3 separate regions of the Homo sapiens genome follow, and all the other regions are linked to region 1. Evidence: chromatin loops called from intact Hi-C (ENCODE). Cell type or tissue: gastrocnemius medialis. All regions are shown on one strand.

What was found. A loop is a pair of places that touch in the nucleus more often than their neighbours do. Peaks named below come from ENCODE experiments on the same cell type or tissue, not always from the same donor. Only the 100,000 strongest peaks of a DNase experiment are listed, where the experiment ranks them.
Region 2: it touches region 1 in a loop (3-fold over the local background); 4 of 110 quality-filtered maps call a loop at or near these places.
Region 3: a loop joins it to region 1, with 3 times the contacts of the local background. A loop is called at or near these places in 63 of 110 quality-filtered maps.

The regions. Positions count from the first base shown.
Region 1 is chr18:23,822,864-23,830,863 of GRCh38, forward strand. LAMA3 (laminin subunit alpha 3) reads left to right here. Exons shown (of 75, transcript NM_198129.4): 21 at 1,560-1,702; 22 at 3,839-3,936; 23 at 4,451-4,604. Among named protein-coding and RNA genes, the nearest start is that of LAMA3, 140 kb to the left of the region's middle. In gastrocnemius medialis, no CTCF peak of the experiment used is centred here; a DNase peak (open chromatin) is centred at 3,368; H3K27ac peaks cover 1,716 bases.
Region 2 is chr18:24,071,698-24,079,697 of GRCh38, forward strand. All of the region lies in intron 4 of TTC39C (tetratricopeptide repeat domain 39C), which reads left to right. Among named protein-coding and RNA genes, the nearest start is that of TTC39C-AS1, 60 kb to the left of the region's middle. RefSeq lists an enhancer at 4,548-4,842. In gastrocnemius medialis, a CTCF peak has its summit at 4,799; a DNase peak (open chromatin) is centred at 4,744; H3K27ac peaks cover 1,071 bases.
Region 3 is chr18:23,913,767-23,921,766 of GRCh38, forward strand. It overlaps LAMA3 (laminin subunit alpha 3), which reads left to right. Exons shown (of 75, transcript NM_198129.4): 57 at 644-795; 58 at 932-1,094; 59 at 1,523-1,656; 60 at 2,785-2,929; 61 at 7,169-7,288; 62 at 7,686-7,819. Among named protein-coding and RNA genes, the nearest start is that of LINC02958, 65 kb to the right of the region's middle. In gastrocnemius medialis, a CTCF peak has its summit at 4,863 (motif pointing left); a DNase peak (open chromatin) is centred at 4,875.

The sequences.
Region 1 (8,000 bases):
ACTCAGGGATGAGGAATTCCTGAGGGCAGAGGGACAAGAGAAGAGAGCACAGCCTCGCCACAGGCAGAGAGAAGGCCCGCAGGTCTGTTCTTCAAGGTATTAGGGCTTCTACCTGTCCTGGAAACAGATTCCAAGAAGCATTTGGAATTTTACAAGGACACAAAATGGCACCAATGGAAATCTAATTTAGGATCAAAATGTACGCCATCTTTGTTAAGCATCCACGGTTCATTCAGAATGGGGGAAGAAATGATGTCATTTCCGAGTTGTGTCAACCCAACTTGCGTGGCTGGAGGTTGATTAACCCATTGAATGAACTAGCAGGCTTACTTCATCATTCACAGAGTAATTTAGCACCCATTGCCTCACATCATAAGAACTTGGCAAACTGAGGAGAGTTGAAGAGAAAACAGAGCTGAGAGGTTTAGTAAATTGCCAGCCACAGCTGGATGTTTGTAGACAAAGTCTTCAGATTCCAAACTCTTAACAGGCCCCTCTGCCTCCTGCGTGACAATAACAGCAGCAGTTTGTTCTCTGTTAACTCAAATAGTTGGAATACATTTTGCTTCGTTTCCTTGTCCTCCGGGACACCTTTCCCCTAAGTCTGAGTTGGGAGCCCTAGTTATGTTATGTCCCATGGTAACTGGTGCCTCCTCCCAAATACCACTGTCCAAACTGTACCACATTTTCCTGTCTTCTAGTCCTTATTCCTCTCTGGTCCTCACCAGCAGGGAGCAAAGGCCATGCTTACTGTGTTTACTGCCTTGTCACCAGAACTTAGTTCCAAGCCTGGCACATAGTAGGCCCCCATCAATGTATGTAGAACAAGAGTGAACCCAAAGATTTGGAGAAGATAATTCTTTGAAAGAAAAAGTCTCAATTGAACTTAGATGCAATAGTTTATTTCTTTCTGAACCTCTTGTAGAAGGTCCTCTCTTTGTTTAATGCAGAAGAAAACATATTTTTTCCTGAAAACAAACAAACGGAAGTGTAAAACTTTTTCTTATGCATGTTCATTAATAAAAATTAAAACTTAAAAATCACATATGCTGTAGTCCCAGCTACTTGGGAGGCTGAAGTGGGAGGATTGCTGGAGCTCAGGAGTTTGAGGCTGTCATGAGCTATGATGGCATCTGTGAATAACCACTGCACTCCAGCCTGGGCAACATAGTGGGACCCTGGCTTTAAAAAAAACTCACATATAAACAAGAAAGGAAAAAATAATTTAGTAGCTAATGTAATATATTGAATACTTACTATATGCAAGGCACTTTCCTAAACTGTTTACAAGTATTAATATACTTATTTAATAAGTTAAACAATTATTCATAATCCCAGTGTAGATAGCCATTGCTGATGTCTTATCAGTATCTTTCTAGCCTATTTTATACATATGTATTTGCATAGTACAATTTTTAAAGATAAGATCAGTAAATCTGATCAGTACATATCATCTTAAACTTTTTGAGATGTAAACTGAATGTTCAAAACTGAATATCTAAAATCATAACACTGACTGATAGAAAAATGCCTTAAGCAGTTCTTTGTATTTCTGATAGGTGCTGCTCAAAGCAAAGAGATCATCTTCCTGCCGAGTAAGGAGCCAGCCTTTGTCACTGTCCCTGGAAATGGTTTTGCAGACCCATTTTCAATCACACCAGGAATATGGGTTGCTTGTATTAAGGCAGAAGGAGTCCTTCTGGTAAGACTTAGTTCTGAATGGAGAGCTCCTGCGGGATTCTTCCTACCTCAGAAGTGGTTCCATCCAAGACTACAATCCACAGCGACCATAAAATATCACAATCATTGGTGGTTTTAGACACAGGAACAATTCAGCCCCAACCTAAGGAAACTGTGGTGACATTCACCCTCAAATGACATAGGAATCAACTTGAAGTATCTTTTGTATCCTTTCAGCTAGCTTCTCTTGGACAAAAAAAATAAAAGATAAAAAAGGTCTCCTAAAGACTCTTAATTATCAGAACAAATGCGAAGCCTTCATGAGTATGTGGCTTCACCCTTCCAAAGCTTGTATGGGATTTTCCAGCATGAGTCAGAAGTATAGACTTTAGCACTCATTGCCTCACATCATAAGAACTAGCAACTTCACCTGGTTATTGTCTACACTGTCTGGAGATTGTGTAGAACCAAGGAAGAATAACCTAGAAGACAAGCAGATATGGATTTCAGTAAAGTTCTTGGGGGTGGAAAGAGAAGCAAGAGGCTACAGGAGCCACTGCTTCTCCATGACACTCTTTCTGCTTTCTTCTGTGTTAAACCTAAAGCAGGTTTATTCCCACCAAACAGATTGCCTACAACAGAGAACTCTTTGTTCAGGAAAGGCTTTGTCTGCAAACACCTAATAGAATAGCCAGAGAAGCCATGGGGAGTTGGAAGGATGAAACCTGTTCTCTGAGACAGCCCTCTTTGCTATGTGCTTTAAGGCCTGCTTTGCTTCATGGCAAGGTCTTTTCAAAATAGAGTCCTTGGGAAAAGCTTGATTTCATGCTCTCAAGTGGAAAACATAAAGCTTTTCCTTCAGGCACAACCCTGTTTATTGGCCATGTTAGCAAATCTTAGGAAAGTCGCTTAATTCCAATCCTGTCTCTTCCAGTCCTGCCAGTTGCTTCTTCCATACAACAGGGACAATACTTATCTTAATAGGTCCTTCCAAATTGGGATCTTACAAGGATAACATGAGGGATTGTTCTTTCCATTCAAGACAACAAAGGAACATCAGAAGGTCTCTGCTCTTCTTGCATCTTCTTAGTAGGAAGCTTTATTGCTTAAAAAAAAAAAAGTTCAAGAATGTTTCACAGATGGTAGAAATGAGGCAGAGGAAAATTCCATTGATACTAGTAACGGGTACAAAGTTGGACTCACGGAAAGTAGAAGTTCATTATAAAAGTTACTGTTTAGGCATGGAAGATGCCTAATGACATTATCATTAGGCATCATAAGGGTGCCTATGATCAACCTTTACTATTCTATTATCTGTGAGACTATAAAGTCATGAGGAGAGAGGAGACATGGTCCCAAACTCAGCAAACTTACTAGTAGAACAGTAACCCTTTTAAAATTTAAACCTACTGAGTCCCCTCAGCCACAATCTCTTACTTTTCCCCTCCTATACATTTCTGTCTGAGGAGAGAAAAAGCTTTGTGGTCTGTGTATGAGCTCTTTGCCCTCCCCTCTTCCCTCTGCAGATATGTGCTGCTGTCAGGACGGCTAGGGGCTGTCAATCATTCACCTCCCAGAAGCCTGCAGCTCTGCTCTTTCCTGAAGAGCTGCTTAGCTGAATTTACGTTGTGGGCTTTGTTTGGCACACTCAGTGGAACATGTTCTTCCTCTCGTTTCTTGGGACAGGCAGTAGGCCAGTTCCATTCTGTGAATCACCAAGATCACAAGGCATTGCTTTTTATACCGTGCCAGTTGAGCGTTACTCGGGTGTGGGAGTAGAAAGTGATCCACATTCAGTGTTCTGTACTGCTGAAGGCAACCAGCATTTCCACAGAACATTTCATCAGTTGACAATTTATTATCTTTGTTAATTTGTGAATTTATAAACAACCAAGGAGAGACAGTAAAATCTCTCTTGAAACTTGAAGAATAAAACTGTTCACACTGACAAGTTTCTCTCTGATACATAAAGAATCTTTGATGAGTGGTTCTTTGTGTTTCGGTGAGTCGGGATGAAGAACAAAGCAGTTGATATGGAGAGTTTAACTAGCGACTTCACCTGGTTATTATTGATTTAACTAGTATGTTTGATTATTTTCTATCCAAAGTAGGGCTACCATCAAAATGAATGATTCTCCTTTTGGTCTTTATTTTCTAGGATTACCTGGTGCTGCTCCCCAGGGACTACTATGAAGCCTCTGTACTGCAGCTGCCAGTCACAGAACCATGTGCCTACGCAGGACCTCCCCAAGAAAAGTCAGTGTGGGGCAGAAGGTGCAGCCGCATCATTGGGGTCCTCTAAATTAGGAGCCTTTAATGCAAGCTTTCATGAGGTGTCTCAGGATCACAACGACAGCATGATGCTCTGGATAATTAGTTGTTATCTTCCTCTATGTCTTACTTGTGTTCTTCAAGTAAGATTCACAAAGCACTTTGCACACCATAGCTGGCTTAGGAGTGGCTACCACCCTCCAGCATGTGGGAATGTTGATGCATGCCCAAGTCAATGCCCTCAAGGTCAGTCATACATCTGGTGGGAGGAAGAGCTTAAAATAGAAGCCAGGTTTGTGGACCTTTGTTTCTTCTCTTCCCCATGCAGATGAAAATTTATTGCTTAATTCTTGTAGCAGACACTTAATAAGAGTTTATTGAAGGATGATGAATGAATGAGTGAACTGAATGACTGAGAGTCTTTGGGGATGTACTTTGATATTCCGTTTGATGTTCTCAGTTGTAACTATTGATTCCATTGTTGTTGCTGTTGTTGAAGTTGCTTACTCTACCAGCATTTGCCAGTGACCAGATTCCCCTGTACCCTGGCTTGTGAGGCCAGACACTTCCTGCTTGATGGGGAGCCAAGACCCGTGGCAGTGAGGCAGCCCACACCTGCACACCCTGTCATGGTGGACCTCAGCGGGAGAGAGGTGGGCCAGCCTTTTATTTATTATCAAAGTTATTACTACCTCCCCATCTGTATCTGCTAAAAATACTTGGCCACAGTTGCTTCTCAAATTCAGGGGAACCTGGAAGAATTTCTCAGAGGTGTTTATCAACATTTGCTGAACTATCTGATTTAGGGTGGGGCTGGATGGTACGCTACATGGAGCCATGTTCAGGTTGTTCTTTGAGCACTTTCTAGACATGGCAGGGGATGTGGGCATCTATAGAATCCTTTCTTTTTGGTTATCTGGACTTAGAAGGGGGCATCCTGTTCTACATGATTCAGGGCAAGATTTCTCTTAAAAGACAGATGAGACTCAATCTAGTAAGCGTCCAGAAATGACACAGCTTACCCTAAAAGGATACCACACTCACTGACTGTTCAACCCCTTAGGCTAAGCAATTTGTAGCAGCTGAATTCCTTGAGCTCAGAATCCGGAACTTCTACATCCCCTGGCACCTACCTCATGGCTTGGAGGACAGGTTACTACAGGTCTTGGTATTACTTTTCTTCCAGGAGTTCTTCGAACTTCAGAACCAAATTTAAGATCATACTGATTTCAGATTCGAGTTAGAGCTATAGGATATCAACCATAACAATAAGAATACACAACACTTCAAAATGAAGACACTGAAAGACTTCCTCCACTATATTTTTATTCTTTGCTCTCTGTAACATTCTCTGTTTTGTCCTTTTGAGGAAAATATTCATTTGGGGGATTAAATTTGTGGGATGAAAATATATGTGGAGTTAATTGTAACTGAACTTTTAGATGTGTACATTTTTGTAAACTACATTTCTAACATTTTGAAGGTAGCAGTTAAAGGTTTTTAAGTATATTTCTTAAGTAAAGTCTTCATTTTATTTGAATTTTCATGCTACGAAATAATATTTACTTGTAACAAGTAAAACAATATAGATATGCATAAAAAACCTAAATGATCTTCCCTCTACTTCATTCTAATACTAAGTTTGCTGTATCCCTCCCTACACATGCTATGTGTGTATACACACATACACACATACATGTATATAGGTGTACATACATACATATATACATAAAATGCACATACACGTACATATACAGGTATATGTATGTGTGTGTGTATTTGTGTGTGTGTGTTCCCTAGACAACAAGAGGTACCGTTGAGAAGGGGCAACCACCAGGAAGTGATGCTGATGACTCATCTAGGAGGTTCTAACCTCTGATTTAACCCAGAGCTATAGCACAGAGCTAGTCAGCAGGACCTCAAGGCTCTTTTACAATACGGAAATATTTTATTTCACTATCTCTGGTCTAGAAATTATCCAGCTTATTGATTCAGTTTAATTTATACTTTTAAAACTTTTCAATTGGCTCTTTATCATATTTATTTTTTCTTGTCTTTTCTGCCAGTTTTTGTTTCAAAACTTCATGTACTTTTAAGTGGAAGTTACTTCTTCATTTAGCTTTTTTAGTATCCTAAAGGCCTTGGAGCCAGGTGTATTTCAGAATTCAAAATTTTTAAGATTTGAAAAAAGATAACATCTCCAGTGAGGTCTGGGATAATACCCTATAATCAAACAGGTTAATATTTCTCCAGTGAAAAGCATGAATAGGCACACCTAGGGAGACACTAACTGACTATATACATAGACTTATATCAGTTTAGTTCAGACTTTGCCAGCAAATGATTATTGGTTAGGTTAGGTTTGCCACCAAAACAGTTACAAAACCTATTTCCTTTTCAGAGTTTGGGGATTTCAGATCATGGGCCAGTATATTTAAAGTCTTTCTCAGACTATTCCATAAAATTCACCTCATCTGAAGTGAACTCATCTCTGATTATTTTGTTACCTGTCTTTCTTAATATTCAATTTATGTGTTTTGAATTTTGTTTACAGGCATATTGGCTTATTTTGAATGAGAGGTTTTTATCCTCTCCTTCTTTCGCATCTGTTTCAGCCTGCTAATTTTGCATTGTCTTAGCTGTCCACTGGATCCTTAGCCCAGGAGCAGGCATTACAGTGTGCCTTCTCTATTGTTATGACACTGAAGATAGGAGATTCAGACATTGACCCCATGAATGGCATAGCTCAGTTCTTGGTCATGAGGCCACATATTTGATTTTTGGTTCCCAAATTCCATAGCTTCTTTTAAAAATTTATTTAGTTTTATATATTTAGGGGTACAAGTACAAGTTTCTTATATGCATATATAACATAGTGGTGAAGTCTGGGCTTCTAGTGTACCCATCACCCAAATAGTGAACATTGTACCTAATAGGTACTTTTTCAACACCCCCTCCCATCCCTCCACTTTTCATAGTCTCCAGTGTCTGTTATTACACTCTGTATGTCCATATGTACCCATTGCTTAGCTACCATTTATAAGTGAGAACATGCAGTATTTGACCTTCACACAGCTTCTTATAAATCCATAACCCAGGAGGCAGATTGGAAGCAATTTTTAGCTTCTTTTTAAATTTGAACATCCTTGTCTTCAAAAAATGTGCCTCGATCTGGCCGCTGTCTCCTATGGCACATGTTTTATTCTCTTAACTCTGCATGAGCTAAACTGCTGACCAAAATAATCTGCTTCCAGACCTAGAGGACAACAGGCTTGTGACTTCAGTCCTGGTGCCATTTTGGGTTTTTCTTTAACTTATGTTTTATCACCTATTACTTTTGATTCTAAATATATCTTTTTGTTGTTCTTTTAAAACGTTTTATCCAGAGTTGGTCTCTCTTGGAGCAGGAGTATAGTGAATGTGAATTCTCTGTGCCATCTGAACCAGAAGTCACCCATCTTTAAAAAATGCTAACCTGTTTTTATTAAAATCCTCCTCTCTCTCCCTCAGCTCAGCCACTACACCATACTCCTCCCCTTCACAACAAAACTCCTCCAAAATATTGTCTACACTCTGTGTTTCTAATTCTTTATGCCCTACTCACACCTCAACCCACTTCAGTCTGGCTTTCACCTCCCACTCCATTAAATTTATTTTGCCAGGTTTCCGATGAGATCTTTGTCACTAAATCCAGTGGATATGTTTCAGTCCTCATCGGTTTAACTTCTCGGCAGCTTTCGATGCCTGATGGACACTCCCTGAATTCTCAAACTCTCTCTTGTTTTTCATAATTTAAGAGCTGTCTTAATAATTTAAAAATTAACGACAACCTGATTCTCTTTCTGCCTCTCTCACCGCTTCCTCAAAATATCATTTGCAGGCTCATCCTCCTCTGTCTAGCCATTAAGTGTTAGAATTTGTCAATGCTCAGTCCTAGGCCTTATTACTCTATGTTCTGTCTCGAGGAGTCTGATCCATGGCAATTGTATCAGACCCACCTCCACACAGATACCTCCCATATTGTTATGCCCAGTCATACCTCTGCTTTT
Region 2 (8,000 bases), 250 kb after region 1:
TTTAGACTGGTGTGCATTTTTGGGGGGTATTAGTGAGATTGAATATGCTTTTGTATTTTATCCATAAACTATATTTCTTTCACAAATTATCTTTACAGCCTTTGCCTATTCTTCTAATAGTTTGATATTATTGTTACTTAATCCTGTTCATCATAGTATTTGACAGCATTCTTGCTTCTTCCTGAAGTCCTATGATTTATTGAATGTGATATTGACATTGAAGTGAAATTCTCATAGGCATGAAAGCCTCAGCTTGTCATAAACTTATGTAGTGGTTATTTGCTTTGTGAATAGCTCAGTATTTGTTTCAAACAAACACAACCAACAATGTGCTCTATTTGCCTTTGAGACACCCAGTGGGTTATTAAGCTACAAATAATTTGTTTACTTCATTGTTGGGATCCATGTTTCTTAGAAAACATTTTACATGGATAATTTTCTTGGGGAAAAAAAAAAAACAAAGCTCCTTGTTGGAGATGTTTGTTATGGGTGGCCCTCCCCACCCTTGGAGCGGGGCAGCACTGAGGGGCCAGGGGCACACACACAGGCCAGAGCTCTGGTAGGGATGAGCCAATGTGAACTTTTTAATGATTCATGCTTTTTTTTTTTTTTTAAAGACAGTTTCTCACTCTGTCATGCAGGCTGGAGTGCAGTGGCACAATCTCGGCTCACAGCACAACCACTGCCTCCCGGGTTCAAGTGATTCTCGTACGTTAGCCTCCCAAGTAGCTAGGATTACAGGTGCATGCCACCACTCCTGGCTAATTTTTGGTATTTTTAGTAGAGACAGGGTTTCACCATGTTGGCCAGGCTGGTCTCGAACTCCTGCCCTTAAGTGATCCATCCGCCTTGGTCTCCCAAAGTGCTGGGATTGCAGGCATGGGCCACCGTGCCCGGTCAATGCTTCTTACTTTTAAAAAAGCTTGTGTTTATCTCATTTAAACTTCCTTATAATGAATTACTCCATCATCTCTTTAATTTCCCATACTACTTTATATCTTTTTAACTCTATTATCCAAGTGTCTTTTATTGCAGCAAGAATATATTACTTTTGTGATAAATTATTTTTAAAACATATTTTATGGCACTTGCCACCTTGTTTGATTATAAATTTCCTTTATTTCCTTTTGGATTTGAAGAGAGGGCCCATGTCTTTCTCACCTTTGTATTCTTGGCAACATATATACTCTAGTTTTCCTCAGATGAGATTGTTTTCCTTACTTGACAGGTGAGACAGTTGCAGTTGAATGATTTATGCAGCTTGTTGGTGATGACAGAACCAGGGCCTGAGCCATGGTTTTCTCATTTTCTAACTGAAATCCTGGTGCTGTCCACGTGCTCCCACCTTAGTTTGGTTACTTGTGCTATCACCTTCCAAGTGGCCCAGAAACCCAGGTTCCTTGGGACCTTCTCCCTCAGGTGCTCCCTGTACCCTGGGGAACTAGCCCTGGGCTAGAATAGTAGCCACACTGCCTCTTGCTTCCCTCTGGGCCACACTCTCCATTGCTGCTAGAGTATCTTTCCAGAACTGCTTAAACCCATGCTTTAAACACTTAGCTGGTGGGCCTCACCTGCAAGGGAAGGTCTGAATTCCTTTTGTGCGGGGCATGTAAGACCCTGCCTCTTTCCCAGCCACCTGCCCTTCCACTACCTCATCTAGCTGAGCTGAGATTCTCACACTCCCTGAATACCCGCTGCTGCCTCGAGCTTTTATTCACCTTGCCCTCTCAGTGTGGAACACCCCTACCCCCTTTATCTTTCTCTTATGCTTAATCAAGTGCAACCCAGGCCTTCCTCCTTTGTACAGCATTCCCTCCTCATATCAATCCTGGTTCTTTTTTTTTTTAAGAGGCAAGGTCTCACTCTGTCATCCAGGCTGGAGATCATAGCTCACTTCAGCCTTGAGGTCCCAGGTTCAAGTGATCCTCTTGCCTCAGCCTCCTGAGTAGCTGGGACTACAGGCATGTACCACCACACCTGGCTAATTTTTTAAAAATTTTTTGTAGAGATAGGGGTCTCACTATGCTGCCCAGGCAGGTCTTGAACTCCTGGGCTCAAGCAATCCTTCCGCCTTGTCCTCCCAAAGTGTGGGGATTACAGGTGTGAGCCACCATGCCCAGCCAATCTGGCCTTTGTTGTGCTATTACTTATACCCTGTACATCACCATTTACTGCAGGTATCACATAGCAATACTCATATTTATTTACATGTCTGCCTAAAGTATTAGGCTACATACCCCTTGAGGGCAGGGACTGTGCAATCTACCTGCTGTTTTACCTCTTCCCCACATATGTTGAGCATTTCCTATGTGCCCACATGCTGTGAGATGATAGGTGCTGGTAGTCTTGAGATGAATGAGATGCACTTCATGCCCTGGGAGAACTCATGGTTTGGCAGTAGGAACAAATAAGTAAGTAAATAAATTCTAATTCAGCAGGATACTTCAGCCATAGACATATAAGTTAGTTATAGAGGTTGAATAGGGAACAAGTGTTTCTGAATCTTTGGGAAGATCAAGGATCCCTTATCCCTGAGGAGGTTTATAAAGCATGAAGGTCCGTTTCCTTCTCTGTGTCCTTAGAACCTGGTAGGACGTTTTTGCCTAGAACATGGTGGGTGGATACTAAAATCCATTCATGCCTAGTGTTCCATTATTGGAACGCTAAGCATGTGGGAGTTATTTATATCCTACGGTTCAAGGTCATTGCCAAGATCTGATTGCAAAAATTCACAAATTTGCAACCTCAGGCATAATTAAAGGGAGGAAATGGAGGAAAGGTAATGCCATTCAGGAAGATATTGGGATTGGAGAAGTGAGCCTATTAGAAGTCTGTTGGTGACACATGAAAAAATGCTCATCATCACCGGCCATCAGAGAAATGCAGATCAAAATCACAATGAGATACCATCTCACATAAGTTAGAATGGTGATCGTTAAAAAGTCAGGAAACAACAGGTGCTGGAGAGGATGTGGAGAAATAGGAACACTTTTACACTGTTGGTGGGACGGTAAACTAGTTCAACCATTGTGGAAGACAGTGTGGCGACTCCTCAGGGATCTAGAACTAGAAATACCATTTGACCTAGCCATCTCATTACTGGGTATATACCCAGAGGATTATAAATCATGCTGCTATAAAGACACATGCACATGTATGTTTATTGCGGCACTATTCACAATAGCAAAGACTTGGAACCAACCCAAATATCCATCAATGATAGACTGGATAAAGAAAATGTGGCACATATACACCATGGAATACTATGCAGCCATAAAAAAGGATGAGTTCATGTCCTTTGTAGGGACATGGATGAAGCTGGAAACCATCATTCTGAGCAAACTATTGTAAGGACAGAAAACTAAACACGCATGTTCTCACTTATAGGTTAGAATTGAACAATGAGAACACTTGGACACAGGGTGGGGAACATCACACACCGGGGCCTGTCGTGGGGTGGGGGGAGTGGGGAGGGTTGGCATTAAGAGAAATACCTAATGTAAATGACAAGTTAATGGGTGCAGCACACCAACATGGCACATGTATACATACGTAACAAACCTGCACATTGTGCACATGTACGCTAGAACTTAAAGTATAATTAAAAAAAAAAAAGTCTGTTGGTGAAGGTTGAAGATAACGAGGCAGTGGGCTGACTGGTGAAAACTAAATCATCTTTTGTCCTTCAAAGTCTTGGGCCAGGAACAGTGGCTCACACCTGTGCACGGTGGCTCCTAGCACTTTGGGAGGCCGAAGTGGGTGGATTGCTTGAGTCTAGGAGTTTGAGACCAGCCTGGGCAACATGGCAAAACCCATCTCTACTAAAAATACAAAAAATCAGCCAGGCTTGGTGGCGTGTGCCTGTAGTCCCAGCTACTCAGGAGGCTGAGGTGGAAGAATCACCTGAGCTTGGGAGGTCGGGGCTGCAGTAAGGTGAGATAGTGCCACTGCACTGCAGCCTGAGCAATCCAAGTGAGACCTTGTCTCAAAAAAAAAAAAAAAAAAACAAAAAAAAAACCTCTATTATTTGAGACACAAGAAAGGCAAGCCTGAATTGCCATGGGTTAACCAGCCTCCTTCCGGGACAGTTGGACAGACAGGCTTTAATAGATGCTTGCACCAGATACAGTCCCCCTGAAAAATTACAAAATTTATCCAAGATCAATTTCATGTAACTTGATATTCCCATTTTGCAAGCAGCTCTTGCCCTTTCCCAGGGAAGACTTCTGTCCCCGTATGGGGCAGGGTTTCCTCTCGCCCCCTCCATCTCTCAGCTAGTTGTTGCCTGGTCCTCATAAGGTGGGACAGATTGTCTGTTGCCCAGGCTGGAGTGCAGTGGCACAATCTTGGGTCACTACAACCTCCACCTCCTGGTTTCATGCTATTCTCCTGCCTCAGCCTCCTGAGTAGCTGGAACTACAGGCACCTGCCACCAAGCCCGGCTAATTTTTTTGTATTTTTTAGTAGAGACAGGGTTTCACCATGTTGGCCAGGCTGGTTTTGAACTCCTGACCTCAAGTGATCTGCCTGCCTCAGCCTCCAAAAGTGCTGGGATTACAGGCATGAGCCACCGCGCCCGGCCTGCTCTGTGGTTTTTCTGCTGTCTCCACCTCCCTCCACAGACACAGCGATAACGACAGCTGAATGATTCATACTTGACCTTTCAGAGCAGCCAGATGAAAGGCTGTGCAGGGTGTATGGCTCTTAAATAGCGTGTTCTCTGCTTGTTGGGAAGACATGCACTCAGCTGCTGTGTCCTCTCATGGAGCTGCTGGAGCGGCCCCTGTAGGAGCCACAGTGCAGAGCGTCCTGTTCTCGGTGCTGCATTCTCCCCCAGCCTCTGCCTCCTCCTGCTTGGCCTGGCTGTGGCTGGAATTTTTGCTTTACAGAGTGTGGGATGGAGAGTAGGGCAAGTCCCGAGAACCTGTTTCAGTGCCAAGTTGGACGCAGAATGTAGTAAAAGCAACATGGCCTCTCTCGACATGAGCATTAAGTTTGTTTTGACATACATCAGTTTATCATCTTTGACTCAGTCAAAAACGTTGGGTTCTGTTTCCTTGGCTCAAATTAAGGACCTTACAGCTTGTTACCATAGACTTTAACATGTGCCTTCAGACATTGGCACCCATCTTAGGCACAAAATTAAAGACGGATTGAATTCATTGTATTCTTATTCTAGAAGAGTGGGGTTTTCACCGTGGAGGTTTCTGTTGTGTTTTATTGATTTAGTTCCACGTACTCAGGATTGGATGGATTCTTAACGTTTGTTTCCAGTTCTACCATCCATTTCTGTAGCTCCTCACCTGAGGTCAGAATTGTTAGCATTCATGTCTATAATCCTGGTCCCTTCGACGTCACGTTGAGAGATGCCGTTTCTCCGGGAGCAGGTGTTCACTCCTCTGTTGGGCTTGCACCCTTTTGTCCCGGTGTGTCCCCTGCTTCACTCTGCCTCCAAGCCGCTCGCCCATCTGCTCCTTCCTACTGGCATTCCTGCTGCTCTCTCCTGGGGTGTTCCCTTTCCCTTAGTGCAAGCTTCACTTCCTTTAATAAAGCTGAGGTAGCCTGGAAAATACAGGATAAAATGGAGTTAAATTTATCCCTCCAAATTTCCAGTTAAGAATGGGTAGGAGTAAAGTGTTCTTCCGAAATCCTGCAGTAACTATTTTGCACTCTCTAATTTATTTATGTGTTTACTACATGGAAAACTATTTAGTGACAGAAAAAGGAGATAAAAAAGAACAATTCACTCATCATCTCAGCGTTGTTTGTTTTCACTCTTTCTGTATGTGACCCAATAGAGCATTTAAATATGTATGTTAAGTTGCATGCTTATTTTTTCCTTTGTTTATTTTCTTTTCTAATTTTATTGTGGGCATTAGGCGGGATTGGACAATGTTTTATAGTTCTTTGGCGTTCCTCAGGTGGCAAGCACAGTGCCAGGCACATAATAGAAACAGTCAATAGCCAATCGATATTTTTAGGGTTTTACAGATTTGTTTAAAATCTGCAGCCAGTGATTATTTGTTTTCAATTAGATTCCAATTGCCTCTGTGCTCTCAAGAATATATATTCTAGTTTCTATTTTTTTCTGCTTTTCTGTTAAACCTTTGGCTTTTTGGATTGTAACTGAGCATCATCTTTCTTGTTTGTGGACATGCTGGATCAATCCAGACACTTAAAAATCCACTTTGTTAGTATAAAAGAAGCTTCAAGGTTTTCTCCAGGCTTTCTTTTCCTACAGTGCTTCCCTTTAGGAGGGGAAAAAGTCATTGAGCCTCTTAAAGGAAGGATCTCTGTCTTATTTCACTTCGATTCACCCAGAACAGTGCTTGAAATGTGGTGTTTGTACAGTAAATATTCTTGTTAAGTAGAACGAATGAAAAGAAATTGTTTCAAATGTATTACTTTTATTATTTTAAAGTTACTAAAAAAACTTTGTAGATTAATTTGTTTTACTTGTTCATTCTACCCTATAGCATTCTTTTTAGTGGAGGTAGACTATAGGACATTAATCACCCAGAAGTTGTAGGATAGTTGTTTTTAAATGTGATCCCCTGGGTGATATGTTCATCATTTGTCAGAAAATTGATGCATTTAAGTAAAATAATAGCTTGATACCATAGATTGGGGGTCCCCAAGACCACCTCCAGGTTTGATGACTTACATTCAAGACTCATCTTACAGTCATATTTTTAGCTATGACTTCTTACAGCTAAATTACGTTGCAGTCTTATTTTTTCATTTGTATTGGTTTTCTTTCCTAATTTTATTGTGGATATTTGGAGGGCTTAGATTATGTTTTGTAGTTCGTTTGTGTTCCTTAGATACAAAGGAAAATCAGCAAAGGGAAAAAGCACATGGGGTGGCGGAGTCCAGGGGAGACCAGGCACAAGCTTCCAAGGCTTTGCTCTGCAGGGAGTCACACAGGATGTGCTAATTTGCTCCAGCAACGAGTTACGACAGCACAAATGAAATGTCACTAACCAGGAAATCTCATTAGAGACTTAATGCCAGAGTTTTTATTGGGGGCCGATCATGTAGGCACATAGACAAATTCCGGACTCCCAGAAGAAAAATCAGTGTTCAATGTACATCATATTATTTGTGCAGACAGTTTAGGTGCACACAGTGAGCCACTCTTATCAGTCCTGGAAATGGTAAGAACTTTCCCAGAATCCAAGCTTCCATTCCAGCCAAGGGCCAACCTTTTTAGCAGTTCTATTGAAGGATAGCAGTCAGGCCTGCTGCATCAACTCTTTTCTACACATCTATTCTTAGATCACTCTCAATTCCGGGATTGGGTTTTTGTAAATCAGATTTTATTTTATTTCATATATTTTCTGAAATTTTAAAAATGCCGTTCTGAAAACCTCTTTTCCTACTGTTCTAAAGGGCCTGGAAGTCTGACAGTTCATGTTGTCCATTTGTACATGAGGGTCAGAGTTGGTATCATATTAATAACATTGCCAAGTGGATAAGCTCTCTTATAGTTATGAGAGAACTTTATTTTACAGAAAATTCCCTACAGAAAATCCTTTCTTCAAAAATGAGATGATGATGCACTCAGATAGTCCTATGTAAGTTGACCTCCCCTAGCCCTTCCTACTCATCTGAAGGTAAAAATATTCCTAGGAGGAGTGGTCAACAGTAGGGTCCTGACAGGGGCCAGTGGTGGAGGGAGGTGGTAAATCCCATGTCTTACCTCTTATACTTCAAGTCGTCTTTGTGGTATGTGTTCCTAAGAGGGCTCTGTTAAGAAAAATTGGCCTAACAGAAAATAGTGGAGGTGGCTTTAAAGATAAGAGATTTGTACCTTCTGCTGTGCTGTAACTTTTTTACTGCTACTTCACTGTGGTTGGGGCAGTGGATAAACCCCAGTTTCATAAACCAAATAAAGCAATTCTGATAAGGTGTGCTTAAGCCACACAGTACTCCTCAGATATACATGAATTGGGAGGTCTTTACATTTTGCATTTAACATGAATGACTTTTTTGATAAT
Region 3 (8,000 bases), 91 kb after region 1:
TAAAATGCACATTACTTTATTCCTTCAGCAAATTTATACCATATACCTACTATGTGTCACATTCTGGCTTTGTGATAAACAAAAATTTATTCTCGAATGTACTTAATGCCAATGCACACTTAAAATGGTTAAAATGGTAAGTTTTATGGATATTATGCCGTGATTTTAAAACATTTTGTTTCTACCTTAAGGCGCTCACATTCTAGCAGGGAAGAAAGATGCATATATAACTAACCATGATAACATAGAGGTGTGACAACAGAGGCATGCACAAAGTGTTAAGAGGATGTTGTGTGGTACTGGGAGAAGCAAAATGGCTTATCTCCCTTACCAGACTAAAATCTGTTGGACGGCTGAGTCTATACCTGGGCCCTCTGTATGGTAGGTGCTTGGCACATATTTGTAGATTGAGTGAATGGAGGAATGAATAAATGAGTGCCCTATAACATGAGCAGAGACAGCTCTCACATTATTAATTCTGCATTCTATATTATTCTATAAAATATTGCACCTTGTTTATTCTGTCTCTCCAAGGCTTATTGCCTAAAACCCATTAGTTATTTGAAATGCATCCTCATCCTCTTGGGATGGGAATTTGAGAAACCACAATGTGAAGTGTTCTGAGGTGGCCCTTTGTCTCCAGGCCTCCCGGGACTACATCGGCATGGCAGTTGTGGATGGCCAGCTCACCTGTGTCTACAACCTGGGGGACCGTGAGGCTGAACTCCAAGTGGACCAGATCTTGACCAAGAGTGAGACTAAGGAGGCAGTTATGGATCGGGTGAAATTTCAGAGGTACAAGTCTGATTGACTGTACCTGTGCTCACCAAACTTCCATGTATACATGTTGCTGAACCCCATTTTTAGTGGCTTGGCTTTGAATTCTTCAAATTTTTTGTTTAACTTTATTATCTAAATTCATTTTAAACAGAATTTATCAGTTTGCAAGGCTTAATTACACCAAAGGAGCCACATCCAGTAAACCAGAAACACCCGGAGTCTATGACATGGATGGTAGAAATAGCAATACACTCCTTAATTTGGATCCTGAAAATGTTGTATTTTATGTTGGAGGTTACCCACCTGATTTTAAAGTAAGTGTAAATGTTATTTCACTGAATTAAATATTAAAATTTTAATTTGGTATGGTGATGACCTCATGTCTCTAATTGTTAATTACATATAAAATGGATTTAACCGCACATTCTTACAGCACATTCTAGAGATACTAGCTAACACTTATTGAGTGCTTCCTCTGTGCACTGTTCTAAGCTTTAGTATGTTAATTTAAATAAGCATCATGATCATTCCCATTTTACAGATGAGGAAACAGAGACAGCGAGGTGTAATAACTTGCCCACAGTCATACAGCTAGTAAATAGCAAAGCCAGGGCATCTTGTTCCAGGGTTCACATTCTTAATTAACCCTTATGCCATAGTGACTGTTAAAAGTGATTAATTGATACTATTTTGATTATTGTCCTTTGTTCAATTGGTGGAAGATGTTTTATTTCATTTTCAGCTTCCCAGTCGACTAAGTTTCCCTCCATACAAAGGTTGTATTGAATTAGATGACCTCAATGAAAATGTTCTGAGCTTGTACAACTTCAAAAAAACATTCAATCTCAACACAACTGAAGTGGAGCCTTGTAGAAGGTAAATAAAATGTAGAAACCAGAAACTCTGTAACTGGAGTTTTGGTAACTTGCAGTACTTTTACATATGATAAAGGATGGGCCAGTGAGATGCTATTGATGTTGCTAGTTGCTTTGGGCCAGTAGTTCTTCAAGTATGTGTGCATGCAACACTGGCAGTCCTGCCCTAAAATCTAATTATGGTAGTCTCTTCTTAATTTGTATGAAATGCTAGATAGTTTTCTCACTTGAAAAAAGTCTTTATGAAAATTTTTGTGCCTCCTACCACAAAATATTTAATATTAGATGGTACCTGATCTAGAGGCCTGATTTAGTGGCTCATGCCTGTAATCCCAGCACTTTGGGAGGTTGAGGTGGGCAGATCACCTGGGGCCAGGAGTTTGAGACCAGCCTGGCCAACATGGCGAAACCCCATCTCTATTAAAAATACAAAAATCAGCCGAGTGTGATGGTGTGTGCCTGTAGTCCCAGCCTCTTGGAAGGCTGAGGCACAGGAATCGCTTGAACTCGGGAGGTCAAGGTTGCAATGAGCCAAGATCATGCCACTGCACTCCAGCCTGGGCGACAGAGTGAGACTCCATCTCCAAAAAAAAAAAAAAAAAAAAAAAAAGAAAAGAAAAGAAAAAGAAAAAGAAAAGAAAAGAAAAGAAAAAGTGGTTCATAAAATGTGCCATGACTTTTTTGGTACTCTTCCACCTCAATCTTTTTGAAAATTGCTGCCTTGAACTCCTAACCTTCCCTACAATTACAAGGACATGGTATATTCTAATATGAGGTGGACCAAATATTTATTATTCAGAATAAAATTACATTGCAAGTTAATAATCTCTTACATTTCAAAATCTTCAGCTGGCAGACCACATCTTCCTAAGCAGACATTTCCAAAAGGGTATCTTACTCATCTTTGTCGAGCTAGGGTTTGATTGTCAGAGTATGAGAGCACATCCAGGAGAAAGAGCTGGCTGCCTTAACATTTTAAAGATGTCTCCTCTGCTTTAACAAAATTATGACAACTAGATTGCATTTTCTTGGCTCCATTTTTCAGATAGCAACATCTTGTATTAATAAGCACACTGGCATGGTGATCATTTGCTGCTGTGTTCTAATTTATGATGATTAATGTTGACAGGAGGAAGGAAGAGTCAGACAAAAATTATTTTGAAGGTACGGGCTATGCTCGAGTTCCAACTCAACCACATGCTCCCATCCCAACCTTTGGACAGACAATTCAGACCACCGTGGATAGAGGCTTGCTGTTCTTTGCAGAAAACGGGGTAATCTATAACAAGCATCCAGATACAACCAAATATATTCATTCTGTTTAGCAATTTGGAGATAACTGGGTTGTTATAAATGACCCACTAGATCTGGAAAACAATGTGTAAATGTTACCTGCATCCTTTTCCTCCACCCAGTTGTACTTTCTGTTGGCTGGGAAATGTACTTTTTTTTTTTTTTTAACATTTTTAGTTTCAGGGGTGCAGGTGCAGGTTTGTTATATAGGTAAATCGCATGTCACAGGGGTTTGGTGCACAGATTATTTTATCACCCAGGTAATAAATGTAGTACTCAATAGGTAATTTTTTCTGTCCTTAAAAATACTTCCACCCTCAAGTAGGCCCCAGGGTCTGTTGTTCCCTTCTTTGCGTCCATGTGTACTCAATGTTTAACTCTCACTTATAAGTGAGAACGTGTGGTATTTGGTTTTCTGTTCCTACGTTCGTTTGTTTAGGATTATGGCCTCCAGCTTCATCCATGTTGCTGCAAAGGACATGATCTCGTTCTTTTTTATGGCTGTGTAGTATTCCATGGTGTATATGTACCTCATTTTCTTTATCCAGTTTACCATTTATGGGCATTTAGGTTGACTCCATGTCTTTGCCGTTGTGAATAGTGATGCAAGGAACATTGGCGTGCATTTGTCTTTATGGTAGAACGATTTATATTCCTTTGGGTGTATACCCAATAATGGGATTGCTGGATCAAATGGTAGTTTTAAGTTATTTGAGAAATAGACAAACTGCTTTCCACAGTGATTGAACTAATTTACATTCCCGCCAGCAGTGTACAATCATTCCCTTTTTTCCACTTTCAACCTCACCAGCATCTATTATTTTTTGACTTTTTCATAATTCCCTTTTTGACCAGTATGAGATGGTATCTCATTGTTTTGATTTGCATTTCTCTAATCATTAGTGATATTGAGCATTTTTTCATATGCTTGCTGGCAGCATATATGTCTTCTGAAAAGTCTGTGTCCTTTGTCCATTTTTAATGGGGTTGTTTGGTTTTTGCTTGTTAATTATTTAAGTTCTGATAGATTCTGGATATTAGACCTTTTTCACATGCATAGTTTGTAAATATTTTCTTCCATTCTGTGGGTTGTCTGTTTACTCTGTTGATAGTTTACTCTGTTGATAGTTTCTTTCATTGTGCAGAAGCTCTTTAATTAGGTTCTATTTGTCAATTTTTGTTTTTGTTGCAATTGCTTTTGGGGTCTTTATCATGAAATCTTTGCAAAGGCCTATTTCTATAATGGTATTTCTAGGCATTTCTATGTCTAGAATAGGTTTTCTTCAAGGGTTTTTTTTTATAGTTTTAGGTTTTACATTTAAGTTTTTAATTAGTCTTGAGTTGATTTTTGCATATGGTGAAAGGAAGGGGTCCAGTTTCAGTCTTGTGCATATGACTAGCCAGTTATCCCAGCATCACTTATTGAATAGGGAGTCCTTTCCCCATTGCTTGTTTTTGTTGACTTTGTCGAAGATCAGATGGTTGTAGGCGTGTGGCTTTATCTCTGGGCTCTCTATTCTGTTCCATTGATGTCTATTTTAATGAGGGCAAATAATCAGGAATTTGAGAACATGCCCCCCAAAATGTGGGAGAAATCTCCCCTTTTCCTGTTCTATTCTCATTATCAGTTTTGTTATTTGAGAACCACTGCTTGCCTAAGAATCTACTTATTCTGACCCAAAACATGTGAAAACTTCCTGGGATCTCTAAGATCTAGACTGACTTCCTGCTGTTTCTGTCTTGATCTGATTCTTACCAGGCTGTGTGGGATTGTGTCTTTATCAGCATGTTTGCCTTCTCAAGACACTGAAGCTTCTCTGTTTTCAAGTAGCTGAGATTCCTAGGGACCCTCTAAAATCTATTAGGTTAGAAAAGTCCAAAGTGACACTCTACAAGTGATCGTCAGCGCCATCTGCTGGTTGATGGAGAGTTGGCGTGATGTTTGCTGCTTTATACCTATAGCCGGCCTGGAGTTGAACCCTCCGGTGAATAGGAGCTTCTGTAGTTGCTCTCACGGAGTATTTCTGAAGAAATGTGGATGAGCCCAAAGGCTTTCTGGTGGTCCGAGAACATGGGATTGATAAGGAGCTTGGGATTTTACCAGAGTCTTCTACCGCAGGGTGGTGACACTGACCCGGTCCAACTCTCCTCTCTGGGGTTGGTCTGGACCCTTCAGGAGATTCCAAGGCTGGACCAGTTCTGATGGTTTGGGAAGGTCCCAGCCAGCCTGAAGGATACATAGAGCAGAGAAGTCATCCAGCATCTTCAGGACACGGCAGTTGTTTTACAAAACAAGGTCTTCTTTGTATATAATTTGAAGTTCTTGGAGACTAAGAACCAGAAATACTACTCATATAATAAGAAAACTTAACATAATACCATTACATAAGAAATGACCTAGAGATCTGCTTTAAGTAGGATGGCTCATGACTCTCAGTAAATTGGTGTAACTCTGTTGTTTATGGTTTGATCAACCTAAGCTGACTCCCAAAGGCAAGGTTTAGGATCCAGATAAGGACTGATTTTCCTCTTAGAAAAGAACTCGGTCCCTGGACCTCAAAGAGAGGCATTCTTATCATTAAGGAACTGTGTAAAAGCAAAGCCTTCAAGCCCTAAGTCAGAAATTGCTCAGCTTATCTTAGGGAAGTAGCTGATTCAAGTATATGTTTCACACCGTAATGGAGATGCAATAATGACAAAGACAGATATGGCTCCCGCCCTCCGGGATTTTATAATCTAGAGGGGAAGAATATGCAAAGGAATGCTGTTAATAGGTTGTTTATTTCATCACAACTGTGAAGAGCTGTATCAAGGAAAAGTTTGGGGGTGAAATGAGGATGTACAACATAAAAGACACTTGAGCAAAGGAAATGCTTCCTCTGAGATCAGGAGGACAGCATTTGAACAGGACATGGGGACAGGCAAGACGGGGGATCCAGGCAGAGGGAGAGGCATGAAGAAGGCCTGGAGGTGGGAAGGGCAGGGAGCACTCAGTGGAACAGTGGCTGCGGGGCTGGAGAGCCAGAGGCAGTGCTGAGAGAGAGGCAGATGCCACGCAGCATCTGGTAGGGGTCAGGGCTTCATCCTGACAGCCGAGGAGAGTCACAGGCTCCCACTGGCATTTTCAAAGACTGCTCTGGCTGTAGGGGGGAATGGACTTTCGGGGGTACATGGGGAGACCGGCGGGTTGTTGCTGCAGGGACTGGCTAAAAATGTTGTGGCTGAGACTAGGTGGGATGACATAAAGAGAGAGCTAAGAATGGCAGAATTTACAAGATTATGTTGGATGGGAGAGAAGGAAGGATCAAGAATGATTCCTAGGTTATGATAAAGGGATGAGAAAGAAAAAAAATGACTCCTAGGTTTGTGGCTTGCTCAGCAATAAGGGAAAGGTAAGCATGGTGATGTATGTGTGTGCCCTGCACACGTGCATGCAGGGGGCAGGCTGGGAGTCAGGGAGCGCATGCACCTGGTATAATGGAAGAAGAGGCAGGCTTGGCAGCCTGTAGGAGGCATGTAGGTCATACGTTCTGTGTGAGATATTCTGAATTTGAGGTCTCTGTGAGTCATGCAAGCAAAGCAATAACAACAAGGGAATCACGTGTGCAGACTTGGCCCTGAAGACAGGTCTAGGCTGGGGAGAACAATTTGGGGCCCATCAGTACACCTGGATTGGAGCTACAGGAGAGCCTGTGATTGTCAAGGCAAAGGGAGTGGTGTGGGGAGGAAGGAGTCCTGTGTAGGATCCCCGAGGAACCCCCAACACTGACATGGAAGGTAGAAGGGGATAAACCAACAAATGAGACAGAGACATAAGAATCAGTCAGAAAACAGATGGTGGAAGGTATCTGAGGTCTGCATAAGACCTCGCCTCTCTCTAAAAGGCACTCATATTTTCAAATAATATTAATGATCTGTATCTTTTCGGTCTCCATCTTTATACACCAGTTATGGATCGCATGAAACAAAATCATGATCATAGCTAGCATTTATTGTGTCTGTCCTGTGGGCCAACCACTGTGCGTGACATTTAACGTGACTTACAGTATTGAACCATCATCCCATCCCGTGAGGTTGCTGTTGCAGCACCATTATCCCTTTTCACTGAGGCAGCAGCTGAAGCTGAGAGCAGGGGGGTCTGTGAGAGTAACGGGAGTTCCAGTGCTCTGCCTCTTCTTCAGCCAAGCCTTCTGGTCATCTGCATTGTTCCTCTGTCCTAGGATCGCTTCATATCTCTAAATATAGAAGATGGCAAGCTCATGGTGAGATACAAACTGAATTCAGAGCTACCAAAAGAGAGAGGAGTTGGAGACGCCATAAACAACGGCAGAGACCATTCGGTACACCTTTTGAGTCTGTTTACTTGAATCGTTAAATGTCCTTAGTCCTTTAAAATTAAGTCAGTGCCCCCAAATAAATAAATAAAACTTCCTATTACCAGATAAACTTATGGATGTTAACTGAGGGATATATCCTTTTAAAATTTGCACATTTCGGCATGAAATGTATAACATATACATGATATCTATAAAACACGGTTAACTTCAAATACAAACATTTCTATCAAAATGTTTTAGTATCATATTTTTATCCAAAAATGCTACTGCTCAGAGCCTTCCTACTATGTATATAAATGAATCTGGGGGAAGATAAATAAAAACATGATAGTTCTGAACCCCTGTGAATAGGATTCTCTTATTTTCGCTGGCTTGCTGATTCATCTCTCATTTATTTCAGATTCAGATCAAAATTGGAAAACTCCAAAAGCGTATGTGGATAAATGTGGACGTTCAAAACACTATAATTGATGGTGAAGTATTTGATTTCAGCACATATTATCTGGGAGGAATTCCAATTGCAATCAGGGAAAGGTAAGATGATTTTTTTAAAACGAGATTTAAAGCCTTTGTTAGTGGTTATGATTGTGACCAAAAAAAATCTGGTCTGCCATTTTTAATTCCACCAACAAACAAACACAAAAAGTTAACTTTTCCATATTAACAGTATAGTCAACAGAATAAAACAGATTTAAATCCCGAATAATGAGACTGG